Regions from separate parts of the Mus musculus genome. Here region 2 is linked to region 1. A link is a loop called in an ENCODE intact Hi-C map of the cell type or tissue named here. Cell type or tissue: left cerebral cortex. All regions are shown on one strand. Each heading gives the region's core, and the rest is flanking DNA. Links, peaks and the distances in the headings are about the cores only.

Region 1 (10,650 bases), core at 985-8,984:
TTCTATCTTCATAGACCTGATATGGCAATTTTACTATATCTCCTGGGATTGTGGGAGAATCCAGGGGCTTAGGAACATTTGCACCAGGGCGTATAGTTTAGTGTTGGTGTCAGCTTTGGTTAGAGAAACTTATTTTTTTTTTTCAGCAGGAACTGTAGAGACTCATAGTCAAAAGTTCTGAGAATATGTGACTGTTGAGTCCCTACATGGGAGAATATATTTCCCCATCTTCCTCAAAGTTCAGAGAACATCATGGGGCAGGAAAGAATGTAAAAGCAGGAAGGAGTGGTCACTATTTTCCAGACACGATGCTGTGTTGTACTCAACTAAGCATCTGTGATTATCTGCATCATAAGACCTGCAAAAGTTTATGCTTGACATTCTGCAAAAGTTTATGCTTGACATTCTGTCACAGAGATAGAAGAAGTTCTTGGAGAACCTGCCCTTTCATGAAGATTTATAGGCAGTTGATGGCTACACGAAGAGGAGGAAGAAGAGGAAGAGGAGAGGAGAAGGATGATGATATCTTTCTTTAGGTGTAGGACAGAGCCTTTCCTGTCTCCCCCTCCCTCCCTCCCTCCCTCCCTCCCTCCCTCCCTCCCTTCCTTCCTTCCTTCCTTCCTTCCTTCCTTCCTTCCTTCCTTCCTTCCTTCCTTCCTTCCTTCCCCCTTTGCCTCCATTTTCTCCATTTCTTTTTCCTCCTCTTCTTCTCAAATATGTTATTAAGGGCATTGCAAAGAAGCAGAGAGTACTGTTTGGATCTGAGACTATTCTCTTTCTATTAAGACATTCGCTTGATTAGGTGAGGGTTGTCCTATTATAGATAAGAATCTACATTACTCAGTCTATTGATCAGAAACTTACTTATACCTAAAAATATCTCCCTAGAAACATCTAGTATTTGACCTAACACCTGGGTAACAGGATCCAGCCAATATGATACATGAAGCTCACCAGCACACATATCTACCTCTTGTCAAGTTGACCCCAGGTGTCTCTCCTTACGTCATGATTAATTGCCAAAACAGGGACATCATATAGTTTTACATTCATCTAACAGGATACAACCATCATGCAACAGGTAGTGCTAATCTTAAACTCGACAGAACCTAGAATCACCTGGGAGAAGGGCTTCTGTGTATGCTTAGAGGGAAGAATCTTGATGAAATAATTGACATGGGCAGAGCCATTCCCTACAGAGGATTCTGGGCTGTTTACAGTGGAGAAAGAGTGAAGCAGTAGCTTGCATGTATCCCTAATCTCCTGACTGTGATGATATGACTAGACTCTTCAAGTTCCTTGAGCTGTCAGCCAAACAAATCCTTTCTCTTTAAATTATTTCTGTCAGAGTATTTTCTCACAGCCGCGGGAAAAGAAACCGAGTTACTGTGTACATAGGAAATCCATGAACCCCTGTCCCAGAAAGGATTGTAATGTCCTTTCAGAAAGTCTACCCTTCCGCTTCATATCTTATAACACCAATAGTATCATGTGAATTTAAAAAGACTTAAATACTGTGTTACATGGCCAGCAATCTTTTAAAAGTTTTTAGTTTTAAGTGCATGGTTAGAAAATGGTGTCAGACCATCTGACAGTTGTGGGCCACTTGATGTGGATGCTGGGAAAAGTTGTGGATAGCCCTGGGGTTAATTATATTTGATGTTAATTCTGTTCTCCTGTGAGTGGCTCCCAAAAGGAAGTCAGCACTCAGGTGATTTCCTGTAAACCTGCTTTCCACCTTAATTTGTAAAATAGAGGAGAGCTGATGATTAGGCAGATAAAGGGAAAGTGGAGCAGGAGGAGGGAGAGAGAAGAAGGAGAAAATGGAAGAGGGAGAGGATATAGAGGAGGGGAAGAAGAAGAAAAGCAGAGCAGAAGCACATGGCCTGAAGAAACCTCAAGTTCTAAGTGGTTTCATAGATGTGGAAGATGGTAGTGTAGCAGTAGATCTGCCCAATCTATGGAAAATAGCATGTATTCATATTAATTGAGTTGTGTTTTCATCGCTGGGGCATATTTGGGGGGGGGAGAGATTAATTGCAACAGGGAAACACACTCAGGTCCTTTGGAAGAACGAGCAGTCAAGCCCTGAACTATCTCCCCAGAACTCATTTCCCCATTAATTTAGTGTGTGCCTCTGTGTGTTTGTATATATGGGTGCTCATACACACTGCACTGTACCTTTGTAGAGCTTAGAGGGAAACCTAGAGGATACGTTAAGCACTTTCTGTGCTTTCTGTCTGAGAAAAAAAAAATCTCTCATTGACATGGAACTTTGCCATGTAGACCAGGAACTTCCAGGGAGCCATTTGCTTCCACCTTCTATCTTTAAAAAACAAACAAACAAACAAACAAACATTTATTTATTTATTTATTTACATCCGAAATGCTGTCCTCCAGTCCCTCTCTCATTCTCCTCTGAGAGGGTGGGGTCCCCACTGAGTATCATACATCCCTGTCACACCAAATTTCTGTCAGATTAGGCGCATCCTCTCCCACTGAGGCCAAACAAGGAAGCCCTTTTGGAGAGTGGGTAGCACAGTCATCTGCCCTCTGTCCTGATATTGCTGAGATTATGGGGCATGCCATCATATGCAACTTCTTCCTTTTCTTCTTTTCTTCCCTCCCCTCTTTCTTCCCTTCTCTCTCTTCTTTCTTCTTTCCTTTCCCTCCCTCCCTCCCTCCCTCCCTCCCTCCCTCCCTCCCTCCCTCCCTCCCTCTCTTTGTTCTCCTCCCCCCCCCCCCTTTGCTCTGGGAACTAAAGTTTCCTCACATTGTGAGGCAAGTGTTTATTGACTGAGCCATCTCTCCAGTCCCTCCTTCCCCTTTTGGATCTAGGCTGGCCTTAGACTACATAAAAAAGGCTGACTTTGAACTCTGATCTCCTGCCTTCATCTATCCTGAACTATACAATGATACACAGCCTAATTTTTTGTTAGGTCTTCTGCCAGCCCAGATTGAACTAGGGCATACCCTTGTGCTCTCCTTTTAGCCATATTTCCTGTGTTTCAAAACAGGAAAGAAGAAAAAGTGCAAGCGTAGTTGAGTAGAGGGGAATGGGAAGGGCAGCTAAAGAAAGGTTTAGAAAGATGGGCAGAACTTATTTGCATGTTATAAAAAGTCACCAGTAAATTCTGAGCAGTGGACAGTATGTTCTGATTTATGATTTCTAAGACCTGTGTAATGATCCCCCCTGGAGAGAGATCAGGGTCCTAAGAGCTGGGAAGGTATCTCAGTGGGTAAGAGTGTTTACTATGTAAATATGACAGACTGCATTTGGATCCCCAGACTCATGTAAAAGCTGTGCATGACTGTGAATGCCTGTAACCCCAGCACTGAGAGATAGGAAATGGGCTTATCTTGGAAACTCACTGGTTATCCAGACTAGCAGAAATGTCCAACTTGAGATTCAACAAGACCACACTTTAAGAGAAGAGGGCAGAGAAGTAGAAGTACAGCAGGATATCCAATGCTATCCTTTGGCCTCTGCACACAAGTTTATAAGTGTACTCCCTCTGCAATTCATACATCACACACAGACACACACAGACACACACACAGACACACAGACATACACAGACAGATAGACACACAAACACCCACACACAGACACACACACAGACACACACACACACAGACACACAGACACACACACACACCCACACAGACACACACACAGACACACACACACATGCACACACACACACTTGAAGGTTCCTGTAGGACAAAGGACTGGGCTGGGATCAGAAGGCTCGAGAGAGGGAATGGATTCTGGTGTCTTCAGAACAAAAGGACTTGGACTTCTGTGAAAGGGACAGATGCCAGCAACTGCGAGTTGGAGAAACCTGGTCTAAAAGTGATAGACTGTCTCGGGCACAAGGACTTGGGAGGCAGAGAGACCCCCATGCCTTCTTGACTTTATTTTTCCTAGATCACTGTGTGTGATCAATGTATATTTGTGAATGACTTTAGCCAGAACTGAGGGATCTGGGCTCTCTGGGTTTGAGATCACATGGGCTTTAGGGTGTGTGTGGGCAGATGTTATCGTCTGGCGCTGGGTGGAGCCTAATGATTCATTCGACGGGGTGAGAGTTCTAATAATATCCAGGTAGTGATCTCATCTCTGGGAGTATGCAAATGGGAATGCTCTGGGCCTGGAGTGGTTGTAGATGGACTAATCCATGGAATTGTAAAGTCAGTTTAGTTTAAACAGTCTAGTGTCCTAGTAGGCTGGGGGAAGGTGGGTTTTCTGAACATTACACACTTCTAGTGGCATTTGAGACAGTCTATTTTTTTTCATTGATAATTTCAGACACATATGTGTTCTGAATAAATTTACCCTACTTCTTCCCCTCCCATTCTTCCTATACCCCCTCCATGTTTCCCTCCCAACTTCAGTGCTGTTTTTCATTGTCTTCCTCTGTGTCCTACCTCACCCCGCCCCCAAACCCAACCTCTGCCTCCCTCTTTCTCTCCCTCGGCTCTCTCCCCCTTTTATAAGTGAAATTTCCTCTCTTCTCAACTTCCACCCGCTTCTCATTTGGAGGAGTTTCCTCCTGATGCCTCTACCCTTGCCTTTGAACCTGTTGTTTTAAAGCCCCCTTTGGGGGGTCCAACACCACCTTCGCAGGGATCACCTAAGAGCATTAGAAAACACAGATATTTATATCACAATTCATAACAATAGCAAAATTGAAGTTATGAAGTAGCAATGAAAATAATTTTATGGTTGGAATGGGATCACCACAACTTGAGGAATGCAGGGTTGTAGCATTAGAGTCAAAGCTATCATGGTCTCTTAAACTTGAAGGTGCTGCCCCCTGGTGGGAAGAACTAAAAGTGTCTGCTTTCACCTTGGTAACCTGGCAGATTGGCAGATTTAGGGTAGGCCTCAACCCCTAGGCTAGAATGTATAATTAGCCTGTTAGTCTTGCCATTCCCCCACCCCACCCCTCTCCCTGACCCCCTCCTCCCTCCTCTCTTTTTCTTCTTAAAATGAATTTTGCTTTCATTAAAAACCTAGCATACATGTTTTATCTTACTATATTTTATTTCCTTATGTTTTGTTGTTACCTCTGAAAAGCCCGTTCCTTCCTAATGGAAGACAGAAAGGGAGTGGATCCGAATGGGAGGGGAAGTGGGGGAGGAACTGTGAGTAGAGGGAGGAGCAACTGTAATTAGGATATATTATATGAGAAAAAAATCTATTTTTTAATAAAAGGAAGGGAAAGAAAAATTAGCATACAAAGTAACAGATTTTCTTAGGGCATTTTATACTCAGTTTTGGTTGATTCCCTACTTCTCTCCCTCCCTTCCTTCCTGTTTGTAGTCTTTTATTCCGCCATAAAAATAAAATTGTGAGCTTTGTAGGAAAATGGGTAGAACTGGAAGATATACTAAGTGAAGTAATCCAGCAAACTTCTGGGCCAAATTACAGTGCTTCACAAAGAAGCACATTCATACTCTGGGAAAGTCACCATGTTAGAGTGATAACGGGAGAACGAGAGGACAGAAAAGGTGTGTGTGGTGTGTGTGCAGGTGTGTGATTGTGTCTGATGTGTGAGAGCATGTAAGTGTGTCTGATGTGTGTGGTATGCGTGAATGTGAAGTTTTATTGTGTCTTTGTATGTACTGTGTTGTATCTGATGTATGTAGGATGTGTGTGTGTGTGTGTGGTGACATGTCTGTCTGTCTATGATCTATGTTAGGTAGAGAATGGCGTAGAAAATACAGTGAGAAAACTTTAAAAAGGAACCTTTTATGGACTTTCTCATTTTGGAATTTTTAGTCTTACTGATCTTTTGCTTATATTTTTATTAGATATTTTCATTTACATTTCAAGTGCTATCCCCAAAGCACCCTAAACCCTTCCTCCACCCTGCTCCCCAACCCACCCACTCCTGCTCCTGGCCCTCGCATTCCCCTGTACTGGGGCATATGATCTTTGCTACAATGGAGTACTACTCAGCAATTAAAAACAATGAATTCCTGAAATTCTTAGGCAAATGGATGCATCTGGAGGATATCATCTTGAGTGAAGTAACCTAATCACAAAAGAATACACATGATATGCACTCACTGATAAACGGATATTGGCCCAGAAATGTAGAATATCCAAGATACAATTTGCAAAACACATGAAACTCAAGAAGAAGGAAGACCAAAGTGTAGATACTTTGTTCCTTCTTAGAATGGGGAACAAAATACCCATGGAAGGAGTTACAGAGACAAAGTTCAGTGCTGAGACAGAAGAAAGGATCATCCAGAGACTGCCCCACCCAGGGATCCATCCCTTATACCACCACCAAACCCACACACTATTGCATATTCCAGCAAGATTTTGCTGAGAGGACCCTGATATAGCTCTCTCTTGTGAGGCTATGTCAGTGTGATGGAACACAGGGCCCCCAATGAAAGAGCTAGAGAAAGTACCCAAGGAGCTAAAGGGGTCTGCAACCCTATAGGAGGAACAACAATATGAACTAACCAGTCCTCCCCAGAGCTGTGTCTCTAGTTGCATATGTAGCAGAGGATGGCCTAGTCGGCCATCAATGGGAGGAGAAGCCCTTGGTCTGATGAAGATCATATGCTTATATTTTTTAAGAACAAGAGGGAATATACAGGTAGGGAGTTGGGAAGGACCTGGGAGTAGGTGGGGGAGGAGAAACATGTCAAAATATATGTATGAAGAAACCTTTTGTAAAGGAAAAAAATCAAGAGCCTGGGAAGTGGTGCACACCTATGTGCCTGTCTTCCGAGCTATGTGGCAAGCTGAGAGAGAATGGTCACTGGAGGCCAGGAGTTCCAGAGTATCCTGGACAATATAATGTGACCCTGTTTTAAAAGCAGAACAGCAGTTTGGGCGGTGGCTCAGTGGGTAAGAATGCTTGCTGGGTAAGTATAAGGACTTGTGTTAAATCCTCAGCATTGCTGGGCATGGTGACACACACTTTTAATCCCAGCATCCAGGAGAGGCAGAAGCAGGCTAGTTTGAGGCTAGAGTGAGTTCCAGGACAGTCAGGACTAAAAAGAGAAACCCTGTCTAGAAACCAAAAAGAAAATCAAATCAAAACAAAACAATTCCCAGGATTCATGTAAAAAGTTAGTCTATAACCCCTGTGCTAGGGGTATGGATGGGGAAACAGAACGAATCATTAAGACTTGCTGGCTGCTAATCTAGCTCCAGGTTCAGCGAGAGGTGCTGTTTCAAAGGAACAAAGTGGAGATTGATAGAGGAAGACTTCCAATATCCTCTTCTAGTTCCCATACACACATGTGCATGCACACCACTCTCTCTCTCTCTCTCTCTCTCTCTCTCTCTCTCTCTCTCTCTCTCTCTCTCTCTCTCAGCACACGACAAAAGCTGTCAGCCATATAGACAGAGACACAAGGCATATGCGTAAGCATCTGGACAATGGCCCATGACAGGAGGAGAGGTCAGAAGGCCTGGAATAGACTTGAATAAAATCTAGGTAAATCTGATTACTTTAATAACAAATGGCAACATGTTCCCCATTCCTGTGTGAGATCCTGATTATCTTCAATCTGTACTGGAGAACTTGGTGCAGAAGTCCTCCAGAGAAGACTCCAGGTACTTCATGAGAAGAACAAAGTTCCCATTTTAGGCTCAGCAAGAACCTAGTTGGGCCAGAGAGGCCTCATGGTCCCAGGATAAAGAAATTCCCTGGGGCTGTGTTGAAGTCATAGGCTGAGTTAGATTGTCAATCTAAAGAGATGGCTATTAACTCTGAATGAATGAAATGGGGTTGAGAATGGCTGGCGCAATTGGCCTTTAGGGACATGTGTAGAGGCAATTGGAAGGAACCAGTGTCCAGGTGTTTTTCTCCTGGAACATCTGCATGAGGGTCATAATTAATGGATTGCTCTTGAGAACAATTGTTATCCTAGTCTAGGCTGATAAGAGGGTACCATGGTGTTGGTCTGTGGCGAGTTCCAGAAAACATGTAGAAATTCCAGAGAAGGGAGTTCTGGGGGTTCAACATGGGGAAGACCCTAGAAGAGTATCCTTGGAGAGGGTTCAACATGGGGAAGACCCTAGAAGAGTATCCTTGGAGAGGGTTCATGGGGAAGACTCTAGAAGAGTATCCTTGGAGAGGGTTCATGGGGAAGACTCTAGAAGAGTATCCTTGGAGAGGGTTCATGGGGAGGGAGTTGGGAGATTACAACACAGAAAAGGGCTTAGTATGTATTAATGGGCTCAGCAAAGGATGCCTCTGAATTGTAAAATATGACTCAAATCTGGGAGTACAGAGTCTTTCTGGGAGAATGTGAGGGGGGATGAATAGAACTAGACAGCATCCTTGTAAAGTAGCCATGCAGGACTGCTTCTGGTGGAAACAATGGTGTCAGCTTTGAGCAGTAAGGGCCATCCTAAGGTTTGTGGTCTTGGTGTTATTTGAGGGGGGTCGACGGAGATGAGTTATCAGAGAATATGATTACAGGAATATGAAGGAGAGCTCTGGAGAGATATACTATGGAAAAGGGATAGGTTCAGGGATGAGTTTTGGGTGCCAGGGGATCCTTCAGTAGGTCATTTAAGGGAGACTCTTAAGGGTGGTGGATGAAGATTTAGTTTTCATGTGTGAAATATGGAGAAAAAAGGAGGGCATGTATTTGATCAGCTAAGAGTGAGTTGTCCACACTTCTGCCATGTATCCTATTTTCCAGTGCTTATAGGTTACTGCAGTTTTTCTTCCTCATCAGAGATGATTTGCTTTGCAGTGAATAGCAATCAATAAAGAGACCCTGCAGATGGTCAAAGTGCAGAGACCAAGTACAGGTGGAGTTCTTAGTCCTAAATGAGACATCTACTTCACGCTATTCCTAATGACTCAAGGAACTTTTCAGAAGAGGGAGCAGAAAGATCTTAAAAGCCAGAAGGTGGGGAGAACTGTCAGAAAATGACTTCAGGATACAGAAGGGCTGTTGCACTTATGAATGCACAGCCGCTGTGTTTGTCTGCATAAGACCTATGCAATATCAAGCCATTCAACAGTCCAGCATAGATAGAAGATCCCCACTCCTAAGTTGAGGAGCTTTGAATAGGGGCATTGAATTTTCTTCAGGGTGGTGTTCCCTGTTATGCCTATGTTACTGTGGATGGCCCTACACTCAGGCACACATGAGCAGCATTGTATAAGCGGACTCAGTGGTCTGTGAAAAGAAGTTCTGAGATTAGAAGGAAGATGTGGTAGAGGGGCTCTGGGAGACACTGGAAGGGAAATGGAGGGCTGTATAAAATGAAGGCACAGTATACATGTACAAAATTCCCAAAGAACAAATTAAGGGGAAAAAAAGTATAAGGGACTATAAGGAGTATATTTAAAAGGATAAGAAATAAGGGTTCAGTTGTGGAGGCCTGGTAGAGTTGGAGTATTCTTGGAAAAATTCTGGTGTGTGGTATGTAGGGCATTTTGTGAATGAAGACTTTTTTGGGGGGAACAGTTTGGAGGAGTTGAGGAGTTATATCAAGGGCCACTTAAGGGCACTTAATTCATGGACATTTGTGGAGGGTCTCTCTCTCTCTCTCTCTCTCTCTCTCTCTCTCTCTCTCTCTCTCTCTCTCTCTCTCTCTCTCTCTCTCTCTCTCCCTGTATGTGTGTGTGTGTATGTGATTAGTATGTCAGATTCTGAAGGTATCTTGGGCATGTGTAAATGTGTCTGGGCGCTTTATTTAACCTGAGGAGGATGCTATGGATGGGTGGATAGTCTAAGGATAGCTGGAAGGCGGGTTGACAAAACTAATTTGAGTCAGGGATGCTTGGAGGAGAAGTTCCCACGGGTGTGAAGGGTTGAAGTTGGAGGTGGGTCAGTGGTTGAATGAGCGCATGAGTCATTCGAGTAGGCCCTAGAACATGGGATAGAGCTGGAAGACGACAGAGTTTGCCTGCCAAGAAAGCTTTACTGCCCTTAGCCCTTCCCGCCTTTCCCCATGTTAGTAGCATTTTCGGTATACAACCTGGGGTCCCCTTTCTTCATATTGTTCCCGTAGGACCCAACAGGACTGGAAAGCATGCAATGAGGCTAGAATGGAGCCCCCAATCCACACAGAGAGGTTCCTGTTGGGGTGTGCCATCACCACTACGTGGTCCTCAGGGGATAGAGAATGCAGTAGCTCTGCCCTGAAGCGACCCTCCAGGCCGGTGAAGAGTGAGGAGCCTCCGCATAGTATCACATTCCGGGCCACATGAGGCCGTAGCTCCTGAGGCACCTTGAGGAGGCTCTGTTCAGCCATGGCTGGGAGGCCGATGGGCGACAATCCTGGAATCTCCGGGGGATGGAATAGGAGCTCTGGGCACTGGAATAACTCCTTTCCCAGAGTGACAGTCCGTCCATCAGGAAGCTTCAGGGATTGCTTGCACTCCTCATCTGGGCGGGCCTGTTCCTTTTGGAAATCTGGGGCCAAATAGCAGTAATGATGTTTGATGTTCTCCACCAAGTCCAGGTCCTCCTGTTGCAACGAGAAGCCAGAGCCCAGGAGCATCTCTGCTAGGAAGGCAGTAAGATGGTTTCCTGCCAGGTCCAAGCGTTGGATGGCATGGGGTAGGTTGTAACCCTGAACAACTGGCACCGTGTAGCTGACTCCATGGCCGGTGTCCACAACAAGTCCATTGACACGCCCGTGAGCAT
Region 2 (10,650 bases), core at 1,284-9,283, 370 kb before region 1:
TTCACTAGGTAGAATACTTGTCTAGCACCCACGAAGCCCTTGGTTACTGACTAGTGGTGAATGCCCATCACTCAAGAGGTAGAAGCAGGCAGATCAGGAGTTCAAAATCATCTTCAGCTACATAAGATTTGAAGCCAGTCTGGAATACATAAGAGCCTATCTCAGAAAAGTAGGTTGGAGAGATGGCTCAGTAGTTGAGAGCACTTAACTATTCTTACAAAGGACTCAAGTTCAGTTCCCAGCACCCACACTGGACAGAAAGCTCAAAATCACTTGTAATTCCAGTTCCAGGGGATCCAACAGTCTTCTGACCCGGAGGACACTAGGTCTACATACATACTCAGATACGTTCACATATAATAAAAAACAAAATTTTAAAGTAAAGAAGGGGCTGAAGAGTTGAGTAATTGTTACTCTTCCAGAGAACCCAAGTTTGGTTGCCAGCACTCACACAGTGGCTCACAACTTCCTATAACTCCAGTTCCCGTGTATTCAATGCCCTCTTCTGCCACACACGTGGAGTGCATACGTAAATGCAGGCAAACACTCATGTGCATAAAATAACTTTTTTAAGGAAGGGAGGAATAAAGAAGAGAAAAGAAAGAAAGCTAGATGTGGTGGTACACTGTAAGCCTTCCTTCCACTCAGAAGGCTGAGATAGGAAGACAGATCAGGCTGGGCTACAAGCAAGGCTAAGTTGTATACTGAAAAACTATTTCCGAAAGAGGAAGAGCAGGTAGAGAAGGAATGAAATCACATGTAATGGGTTAGTTAAGATCAAGCATTAAATCTAGAACTTTAATCCCAGGACTCAGAAGCAGAAGCTGGAGAATACCAGTGGGTTCTCAGACAACCAGAGGTACCTAGAGAGACCCTGTCTCAAAAACCAGAAGCAGGATAGGATAGGGACGGGGACGTAGTTTCAGGCACTGCAGTGTTGTAACACGCATAAGGACCTGTGCTCAATCCTCAATGCCTAGCATCCCCATATACATGCAAAAATGGACAAAAAGGGAATGATGAGAGGGTGGGACTTTGAGTACCCACATGAAAAGCCTTGGGGGAGCAAAAAGTGGCTCACATTGATTTTCTACCGTATACTCTCCCTGAGTAGCCCCTGTAGAATTCTGCACCATGGATTATTGGTGGCAATTTACAGTGCAATTCAGTCCATTGCCTATGTGAAACACCTTTCAGATTAGGTTCTCTCCACCTTCTAGGGACCCCTTGTTTGTAGTGACCAGTCAAGCCCTTGATTGTGTAGCTTTACATCGAGCAGACCCAACCCATCTTCTTGCTAACCAACCCTCTGCTTCAAACAACTAAAAACCCAGCCACTCTTTCCAGCTTTTCAAATTCTGCATGGCGATCTGAGTGCCAGACATTACTAGCTCTTCAGCACCCATCAGCATGACTAACACATTACCCTCTCCACTGCTGGGAGAACCCCTTTCTACTCTCTGAGCTCCCTCCTCTAACCCTTCCCCTGTCCAACCTAAGGCTCTGAAGTTTTCCTCCCCACCCCAAGCAGCTGTTTCCTGTCCCCTCACACTGGCTACAAGGGCAGGACAGCAGGTCACCATGGAGGACAGCCAGTGCCTCTCAGGACTTGTTTTTAGGAAATTGCCAGGGAAAAACTGAGCTTCAGAAAAAACCTGGACCGGGGCTCAGGGGTCTGAAACTGCCTTTTGCGCAGCTGCAGTGTGATCCTGTGCAGTCTGCCCCTTCCTCCAGAAACCTGGTCACATCCGAATCCAAAGCAACAGGACCGAGAAAGCAGCCCCAGGTCATTTTTAAGACTGAAGCATCCAGGCACAAAGACTGGACTGAGACATAGGGCAGAGATTACTAGAGTGGTAAACAGCAATAAGGGTTGCTGTTTGCTTTTAATTTGGATGGTTTGGGGCTGTGTGTGGGTATTTGCCCATGGATGCCAAAAGCTGTAGCTCCCCTGGAGCTGGAGTCACAGGTGTGAGTTGACTAAGACAGCTGGAATCAAATGACAAGGGTCGTACTCAACCGTAAGCACTGAGTCATCTTTCCAGCCCATTAGTTTTGTTTTCTTTGGTTTTGTTTTGAGACAAGGTCTCAGGAAGCCTAGGCTGGCCTCCAACTCCTTCCATAGTTGACAGTGAACTCAACTCCCCTCCCTCCAACCCTTGAGTGCTGAGATGATCACGTGTGCTTTACCACACCTGGCTTGTGCAGTGCTGGAGATGGAGCACAAGGCTTTCATGCACACTAAACAAATACTGTAATAAGAGAGCTACTGCCACAGCCTCAGTTTCCCTCTTTTACATATGGATCAGCTTCGTTTTGTTCTGTTTTGTGTTTGAGAAAAATTCTCCCTATGTTATCTAGACCAGGCTGGCCTTGAACTCAAAGAACTTGTTCTGCCTCTCCCTGCTGAGTGCTGCCCTGTTTGCTTTTTGTTTTATTTTATGTATTTAAGACAGGGTCTCACTATGGAGAGCTAGCTGGCCTGAAATTTGCTAATCAGGATGGCCTCTAAAAAGAGATTCCCCTGTCTCTGCTTCTGGAATGCTAGGATTTCAGGTATGTACCACTACGCCCAAATGAATGCTTTTTTTTTTTTTTTTTTTTTTTTGCCCTCAGCCCCACTGACAGAAGCTAGGTGAGTTTTAAGCTACACCACTAACCCCTTTTTAATTTTTTTTTTTTACATTTTATTTATTTTATGTAGGAGGTGGAAGGGTGGGTGGGTGCAAGGATGCCATGGGGTGAGAGTGGAGGGCAGAGGGCAGCTCTATAGAGTCAGTTCTCTCCTTACACGAGTAAATCCCAGGGATGCAACAAGGATGTCATTCCCTGATCAAGTACCTTTACTGGCCAATCCATCTCACTGACCCCTTTACTCAATTGTTTAAACAGGCGTTGAACTCACTCTGCAGCTCTCAGGCAGGCCTTCAACTTTCTTTTCTTTTTTTTTTTTTTTTCTTCGAGACAGCGTTTCTCTTTATAGCCCTGGCTGTCCTGGAACTCACTTTGTAGACCAGGCTGCCCTCGAACTCAGAAATCTGCCTGCCTCTGCCTGTGCTGGGATTAAAGGCATGCGCCACCACGCCCGGCGCCTTCAACTTTTAATCATCCTACCTGGACCTCTCAGGTAACTAGGATAATAGGCGCTTTTGGAAAGATTCCCTTTTGCTCCCCTAGAAACTGCAGGGAACCCAGGCCACATATCACCCTCCCAGCTCACAGCTGTCAGTTCCAGCCTTGGGAGTAAGGAGTGTGGTGGGGCAAGCCAACATTAGACTGCTACACAAGCCAATGCCTCCCGGAGTAGGGCGTGTAGCTGCCCTCATATCTCCCACACTGCCTGGCTATCAAAGTTAAATCCGGATCCCCTGCCTGAGACCCCCTCATTAGGCTGTCAGAGCTGAAGCCACACGCCCCCACACCCAGCCCTGGGACTATTTCGGGACACAGAGCTGCGATCAGTCTAGAGAGCTGTGATCAGGAGAGCTGTCATCAGGAAACCTGAAGGACAGGACACAGAGCATGCATACCCGAGGTCCTGAAGAAGTTATGTCTTACTGATAAGGCTCTAGGTGGGAGCCCTTCATGTTGGGATAGGATTCTCAAACGCAGGATGGGGGAAAGAGCTAGATGATGGCAGGACAAGGGGTCCTTGAATCATCACACACACACACACACACACACACCTCCCCAAACATACAGAACCAAGTCCGCTTAGAAAAGACAGGGCAGTTTCCTACAGGAAAAACCGCTGGGCGGTTCCATCCGCTGCTATTGTCAGTAGGTCCGGGGAGTGGGGGACATCCGTTCCTCCCTCCAACACCGTTTCCGTACCATCCGCCCACTCCACCCCACTGCAAGAAACCCATTCCCAGGTCTTCAAGCCAACTCTGGGGAAGGGTCCCCTAAGGCATCTAGGAGACTAAAATGCGCACAAGTTCCTCTGGTTAGGTCCTGGATGGCCATGTGGTGGCGATCTGCCTAATAATCTAGGGTCCCCCCTCTCCGGTCGGCTTTAAACCACCTGAGGCTCCCAATGTCCAAATGGTCACCATTACAGGACACGGCGCCCACCCCGTTGCAACGCACAGAACCCATAGAAGGGGGCTAAAAGCATCACACCCCTCCCGGACACTTGGGTCCACTGTTCCCCTCCAGGACTCGCGTGGTTGACTTTACCTGAATGAGAAGCCCCGGCAGCGCCCGCACCGCACCCGAGCCCGCCCCCTCGAAGCTCCGCACGGGTTATCAAGGCTTTCACCCCTAACTGACGGCTTTTTCAGCCAACCAGAGCACGAATCTAACCGAACTATCCAATTGTAAGACAGAGTGAGCCATCTGGGCGGGGGCAGGGTGGGGACCCGCCTGAGGGCGGGCCTACAGTAGAATCTGAGAAGATCAGAGCAGGGCAGTGGGATGCTGCTCAGCCAGCTACCTCTAAATCCTGCCTGGTTCAGGAGTAAGAAAAGAGGTTTCATTCACAGGACAGTAGGGAGCTACAGGAAAAATCTAAGCAAACTATTCTAATGGGATTTATATAACGAGTTTAATTCCTACTGTCTTGTTGAAGTCGTAAGAGCCTGGATCTTGTCCACCGCAGGAACTTTGCATATATTGTGCCACTTTAAGAAATATTATCTGGGGGCTGGTGAGATGGCTCAGTGGGTAAGAGCACCCGACTGCTCTTCCGAAGGTCCGGAGTTCAAATCCCAGCAACCACATGGTGGCTCACAACCATCTGTAACAAGATCTGATGCCCTCTTCTGGAGTGTCTGAAGACAGCTACAGTGTACTTACATATAATAAATAAATAAATCTTTAAAAAAAAAAAAAAAAAAAAAGAAATATTATCTATATGTGATACTTTCCTATATTTCTAAGTGTTCAATCTATGTGCCCCTGAAATCTATGTGCCACAAGAAAACAAAACAAAAAACAAACAGAATCCTTAGCACAGCCTTTCCCTAGTCATTATCATTGCCATAGCAATGGTTTATTAACTAAATAGCAATTTTCATTAGTAGAAAGGCAAGGTTACTATCATCACCCCTACTAGACATTTTAGGATCAGGAAACTTTTTATCCACTGCCTCAGGCATACACTAGTTACTTAATAAATGTCTGCTCTACTGGAGATATCTAACTCAATGGTACAGAACTTGTCTAGCGCACCTATCACAATAGATAGGTAGGAAGACAGACAGACAGAGACAGATAGACAGATGAAAATAATGTAAATATAATAGACACATACAGGTGTACTTATAAACATACTGAGATTATAGATCAAAAAATTGTCACAGAAATAAATTAAAATTACATTTGTGAAGGTCAGTGAGATGACTTAGCATGTAAAGGTTCTTGCTGCCAAACTTGACGATCTGTGTTTCATCCCTAGGACCATGTAATGCAAAGAAAGACCCAACTCCTACAAGTTGTCTTCAGATCTCCATAGTGTGCTATATACATCAACCTATGCACATACATACCATATATCAATAAAACTTTTTAGCTGGGCAGTGGTGGTGCACACCTTTAATCCCAGCACTTGGGAGGCAGAGACAGGCAGATTTCTGAGTTTGAGACCAGCCTGGACCACAGAGTGAGTTCCAGGACAGCCAGTGCTATACAGAGAAACCCTGTCTAGAAGAAAGAAAAAAAAAAAGTTTTAAAAGTACATTTAACAACAACAACAACAGAAAAAGCAGAGGCAGGTGGATTTCTGAGTTCCAGGACAGCCTGAGCTATACAGAGAAACTCTGTCTAGAAGAAAGAAAAAAAAAAAAGTTTTAAAAGTACATTTAACAACAACAACAAAAAAAGCAGAGGCAGGTGGATTTCTGAGTTCGAGGCCAGCCTGGTCTACAGAGTGAGTTCCAGGACAACCAGGGCTACACAGAGAAACCCTGTCTCGAAAAAAAAAAAAAAAAAAAAGTACATTTAAACATTTAACTTTAACCCATTTGGAGTTATGATCTGATCAAAAGCTACTACAATTTGCTTGTTTGTTTTTTCCTCCTAACATAACTAGCTGATTTTGTGTCAGGCAAGGGAATCACTGAGATCTCTGCGCCTTGTTCAAGCCAAGGTTCTGTGAAGGAGTAATGAGTACTCTGAAAAAGAGATGCAAGACCCTCATCTGTACTGAATGGAGAATTTAGGGTTTAGGGGAAACGTTGTGGAAGGCAGCTTTCAAGGTGACACTTAAAAGGAGGATACTCCAGGCAAAGATAAGAAGTATAAAACTCCCTCACTGGGACCTTGAACTAGATATGTCAGCAAGAAATAAGTTGGCGGGATACCAGGGAGGTTTGTTTGTTCCCAGTTTTGGGCAAGGGGTTGGGTTTTTAGTTTGTTTTAGTTTTTGTGGGAACTAAAAGGGGTAGGTGAAGCGGGGAAGGGAGGATAGCCCACGTCCGGCCAGAGTTCCTCCTTTGCTCTGGGCAGGCAGACGCGGGAGGACTGCCAGACGCTTTCCACTGGGCCCCAGATGGGCATCTAAGCCACTGACCCCACTCTACGGGTGGTAGACAAGGGGCAGCCCCGACCAGGGCCCCAGGACAACACCCTGTAGCCCCGGGGTTATGGGAGAGAGGGCTGAGAGAGAGAGGTTCCCACACAGGCAAGAGTCTGCACAGCCTTGATGAACAGAGACAGTCCATGGTTTTAGAGCTTTATTGTAGAAAGGCAGGGGGAAAGAGAGAAGGTAGAAAGAGAGAGAGAGAGACTGGCCATGGCCAAGAGGAGAGAAGGGGAAAGGGAGAGAGAGAAGAAAGGCTAGAGAGGAAGAGGGAGAGAGAGAGAGGAGAGCATGAGGAGAGAGGAGAGGAGAGGGGAGGGGAGGGGAAAGGGGAGGGAGGGGAGGGGAGGGGGAAGGGGAGGGGAGGGCAGAGTAAGGGGAGGGGAGGGGGGAGTAAGGGGAGGGGAGTGAGGAGGGGAGGGGCGAGTAAGGGGAGGGGAGGGGAGAGTAAGGGGAGTAAGGGGAGTAAGAGCAAGAGAGTGAGGTGGAGCCAAGCAGCCCCTCTTATGGTCATTACTGTTTCTAGGTAACTGGGGAGGAGTTTAGCCTGAAGGTCAGAAGCTTGGGACCTTGCCTACGTGACTTCTAGCCATGCTTCTCTTGTGGGGGCTGAGGGGGGCGGTAACTTTGATAGGAGCCGGGGTTCCAGGAGACATGAGAGAACTCCTTCTGTCCCATGAAGGTGAATTATCACCACCGGTCCCGGGGTTCAGCTCGACTGGAGACCAGCCTGTCTGTGCATAGCCCATTGCCGCACACGTTTTGTCCATGTTCTGCTTTCCTGGGTTTTTGCTTTGTTTTGTACTTTGACTTTGTTGAAGTCACAGATGACCTTGAACTTCTGCTCCTTCAGCCTTCACCTCCCAAACAATGTGTATTTGGCTTTTTGAAACAAGATCTCACCACAGTTTGACAGGTTAAAGCCAGCCTTGCCATCTGAGTCTGTGATGGTGCAAGCCTGTAATCCCAGCCTTTGGGAAGAGGTTGGAAGAAGGGATCATGAGTTCAAAGGCAGCCTGAGCTGGGAGAGTCTTCTTTCCCAGTCTCTCTCATTGTTTCAATTACAGTAGCTGTAACCATGCTACAGTCAGATACTACATTAATACATTCCTATAGCGTGTGTGTGTGTGTGTGTGTGTGTGTGTAGTGTTTTCTATTAATACTGTGAGGTGATAGTCCATTGGGGAGAGTGTCAGGTCTTTTGCCTGCCTTTAAGGGCTCCCCATTTTTGTTTTTGTGCCAGGGTCTCTCCCTGAAGTTCACCAGCTTTCCTAGCTTGACCGGCTAATGATCTTCAGGAATCCTCCTGTGTCTCTCACCCTATTTCTTACCCTAATCCTGGAGTTACAGCCACATACCTCCATGCCGGGCTATACTCCCAACCCCTGGTTTTCTCCATTTACAAAAAGCTTGGCCTGTTTTCGTTGGTTGATAAGCTGAAGAAATATACCCAAATTTGCTGTAAAAAATTTTTGAAGTTGTAAAAATATTTTTATTGATTAATAAGTAGAGCGTGTGTCCTTACTCAATCTCCAAAACCAAAACCAAAAATGTTTAACTGAAAAATGAAATGTTGCACAGAGAGACAGAGACAGAGAGAGAACTAGATCAGTAAGACAAATGCAATGCATAACTAAGGAGGTTTTAACAATTTGCTGCTTAGAAACTGGTAGGTTATTTCTCCACCACCGAGTGAAACAAGCCAATTCAAGCCAGATTAGAATATATTAAAGGCAGGTTTATTGGGAAGCTGCTCTCAGGCAAGTTCACTGGTCCCAAGGACTGAGGCCAGGAAAGTCACCTTGGGGAGATGGGAAGGAAGAAGAGAAAGAGAGAAAGGGTGTAAGGCTGTGCCCACATAGAAAGAGAAGAGAAGGAGGAGGTAACGGAAGAAAGAGAGGGAAGGAGGAAAGGACAGGAGACAGGGAGGGGAAGGGGGAGAGAGAGAGAGAGAGAGAGAGAGAGAGAGAGAGAGAGAGAGAGAGAGAGAGAATACAGAGATATCTGGGGGTAGGGCAACCCAGCCCCTGAGCTGGAGTTAAGGTTTGGGGGCAGGGTGGGGACCTGAGGAAGCTGGGAGAACCTGGGAGCCAGCTTTGCTTTGATGTAAAATATGCACCTCAGTCCCTTGTCTGGAAGTCCTGTTTTGTTTTGTTTTGTTTTGTTTTGTTTTGTTTTGTTTTGTTTTGTTTTTCGAGACAGGGTTTCTCTGTGTAGCCCTGGCTGTCCTAGAACTCATTCTGTAGACCAGGCTGGCCCTGAACTCAGAGAGATTCACCTGTCTCTGCCTCCGGAGTTCTGAAATTAAGGGTGTGCACCACCAGCTCGGCAGACCTTTTCTTTCTTTCAGTGGTAGGAAGGAAACACAAATGGCAGATCATTGAGCTAATACCCAATCCAATAAGCAATTTTTGGTTGTTTTACAGACACCGTTTCGTTGTGTAGTATAGGACGATTTAAAATGTGTCATTCTCCTGCCTACAAATCTTTTTTGTTGTTGTTGTTTTTGTTTTTATTTTTATTTTTCAAGACAGGACTTCTCTGTGTAGCCCAAGCCTGGCTTCCTAGAAGCATCTTTAATTCTTGTGACTTGGGGAAAAGTATATGTCTTAGTCATTGTTCTATTGCTATATAGAGAGGCTATGACCAAGGCAACTCTTTATTTTAAAAAAACACTTAATTGGGGGCTTGCTTACAGTTTTAGATGGTTAGTCCATGATCATTATGCTGAGAAGCAGATAGGCATGGTGCTAGAACAGAAGCTGAGAGCCTTATATTCACATCCACAGCAGGAGAGAAAGACAGAGACAGAGACAGAGACAGAGACAGAGAGAATGTGATTGAAAACTTTTTAAAAAGCCCAGCAATGAAAGCATATGCCTTTAATCCTAGTGTTTGGGAGGCAGAGGCAGGCAGATTTCTGAGTTCGAGGCCAGCCTGGTCTACAGAATTAGTTCCAGGACAGCCAGGGCTACACAAAGAGACCCTGTCTCGAAAACAACAACAACAAAAAACTTAGAGCTCATTAATGACCCTCCCCTCCACACACACACCATTGGTAACACCCTTTATGTTCATCCTAAAAAAAAATTAATTAAATTAGATTAAATTAAATTAAATTAAAAAGGGGACCATTTTCTCTAGAGTCTCCAGAGGGAAGTGGGAGGGAGAAGCCAACTTCAGCCACTCCAGAATGTACACGAAGCCCTTGGAAGCACTTTGTGCTCTTTCACCATTTCAAGGACCTCCTAGATATATGCCAGACTACCTTCCACCCCTGTCTGGAATGCAACTGCCCCAAGGAGGCTGTGGTTGGCTCTCAACACTCAGATCTCCCAGCATTTGGGCTGAGAACACAGATGGGGCTTTGAAAAGACACAGGCCACCAATTTGGCTTCCAGGGTAACCCTGCATGCCCTCCCCTCCCTGGGCAAAGCAGATGGTCCACATCCAGTTGTTTCCCTCCCCAGAGAGTTCTGGAATGTATCCCTCTCCCACCTGTGGGAATAAAGGAACACATCATTGCTGGCGTGTGTATCACTCCCCCTGCCCTCCTGGCTTGTGTATCACTCCCCCTGCCCTCCTGGCATGTGTATCACTCCCCCTGCCCTCCTGGCATGTGTATCACTCCCCCTGCCCTCCTGGCGTGTGTATCACTCCCCCTGCCCTCCTGCTACATTTCCTAGCTTTGAGCAAGTTTGGTTATTGCACAGAGGGTGTGGTGATTTGAATATGCTTAGCCCAAAGAGTGCCACTATCAGGTGTTGCCTTGTTGAAGTAGGTGTGGCTTTGTTGGAGGAAGTGTGTCACTGTGGGGATGGGCTTTGAGACACTTCTAGCCACTTGAAACAGTCTGCTCCTGGCTTCCTTGGGATGAAGATGTAGAACTCTCAGCTCCTCTAGCACCATGCCTGCCTGAACGCTGCCATGCTTCCCCACCATTATGATAATGGACTGAACCTCAGAACCTGTAAACCAGCCCCAATTAAAGTTGTCTTTTAAGTAGCCGGGCGTGGTGGCGCTCGCCTTTAATCCCAGCACTCGGGAGGCAGAGGCAGGTGGATTTCTGAGTTCAAGGCCAGCCTGGTCTACAAAGTGAGTGCCAGGACAGCCAGGGCTATACAAAGAAA

What was found. Hi-C counts contacts between places; a loop is a spot of excess contacts. Peaks named below come from ENCODE experiments on the same cell type or tissue, not always from the same donor. Only the 100,000 strongest peaks of a DNase experiment are listed, where the experiment ranks them.
Region 2: it touches region 1 in a loop (4-fold over the local background); 16 of 42 quality-filtered maps call a loop at or near these places.

Annotation. Positions count from the first base shown.
Region 1 is chr17:33,433,521-33,444,170 of GRCm38, reverse strand. It overlaps Actl9 (actin-like 9), which reads right to left. Exons shown (of 1, transcript NM_183282.2): 1 at 9,903-10,650. The coding sequence ends at 9,956. Among named protein-coding and RNA genes, the nearest start is that of Actl9, 5.9 kb to the right of the region's middle. In left cerebral cortex, for the core only: a CTCF peak has its summit at 4,828 (motif pointing left); DNase peaks (open chromatin) are centred at 4,072 and 4,820.
Region 2 is chr17:33,804,095-33,814,744 of GRCm38, reverse strand. Kank3 (KN motif and ankyrin repeat domains 3) reads right to left here and starts at 4,222. Exons shown (of 11, transcript NM_030697.3): 1 at 4,180-4,222. In left cerebral cortex, for the core only: a CTCF peak has its summit at 4,682; DNase peaks (open chromatin) are centred at 3,451, 3,808 and 4,287; H3K4me3 peaks cover 2,084 bases; H3K27ac peaks cover 2,300 bases.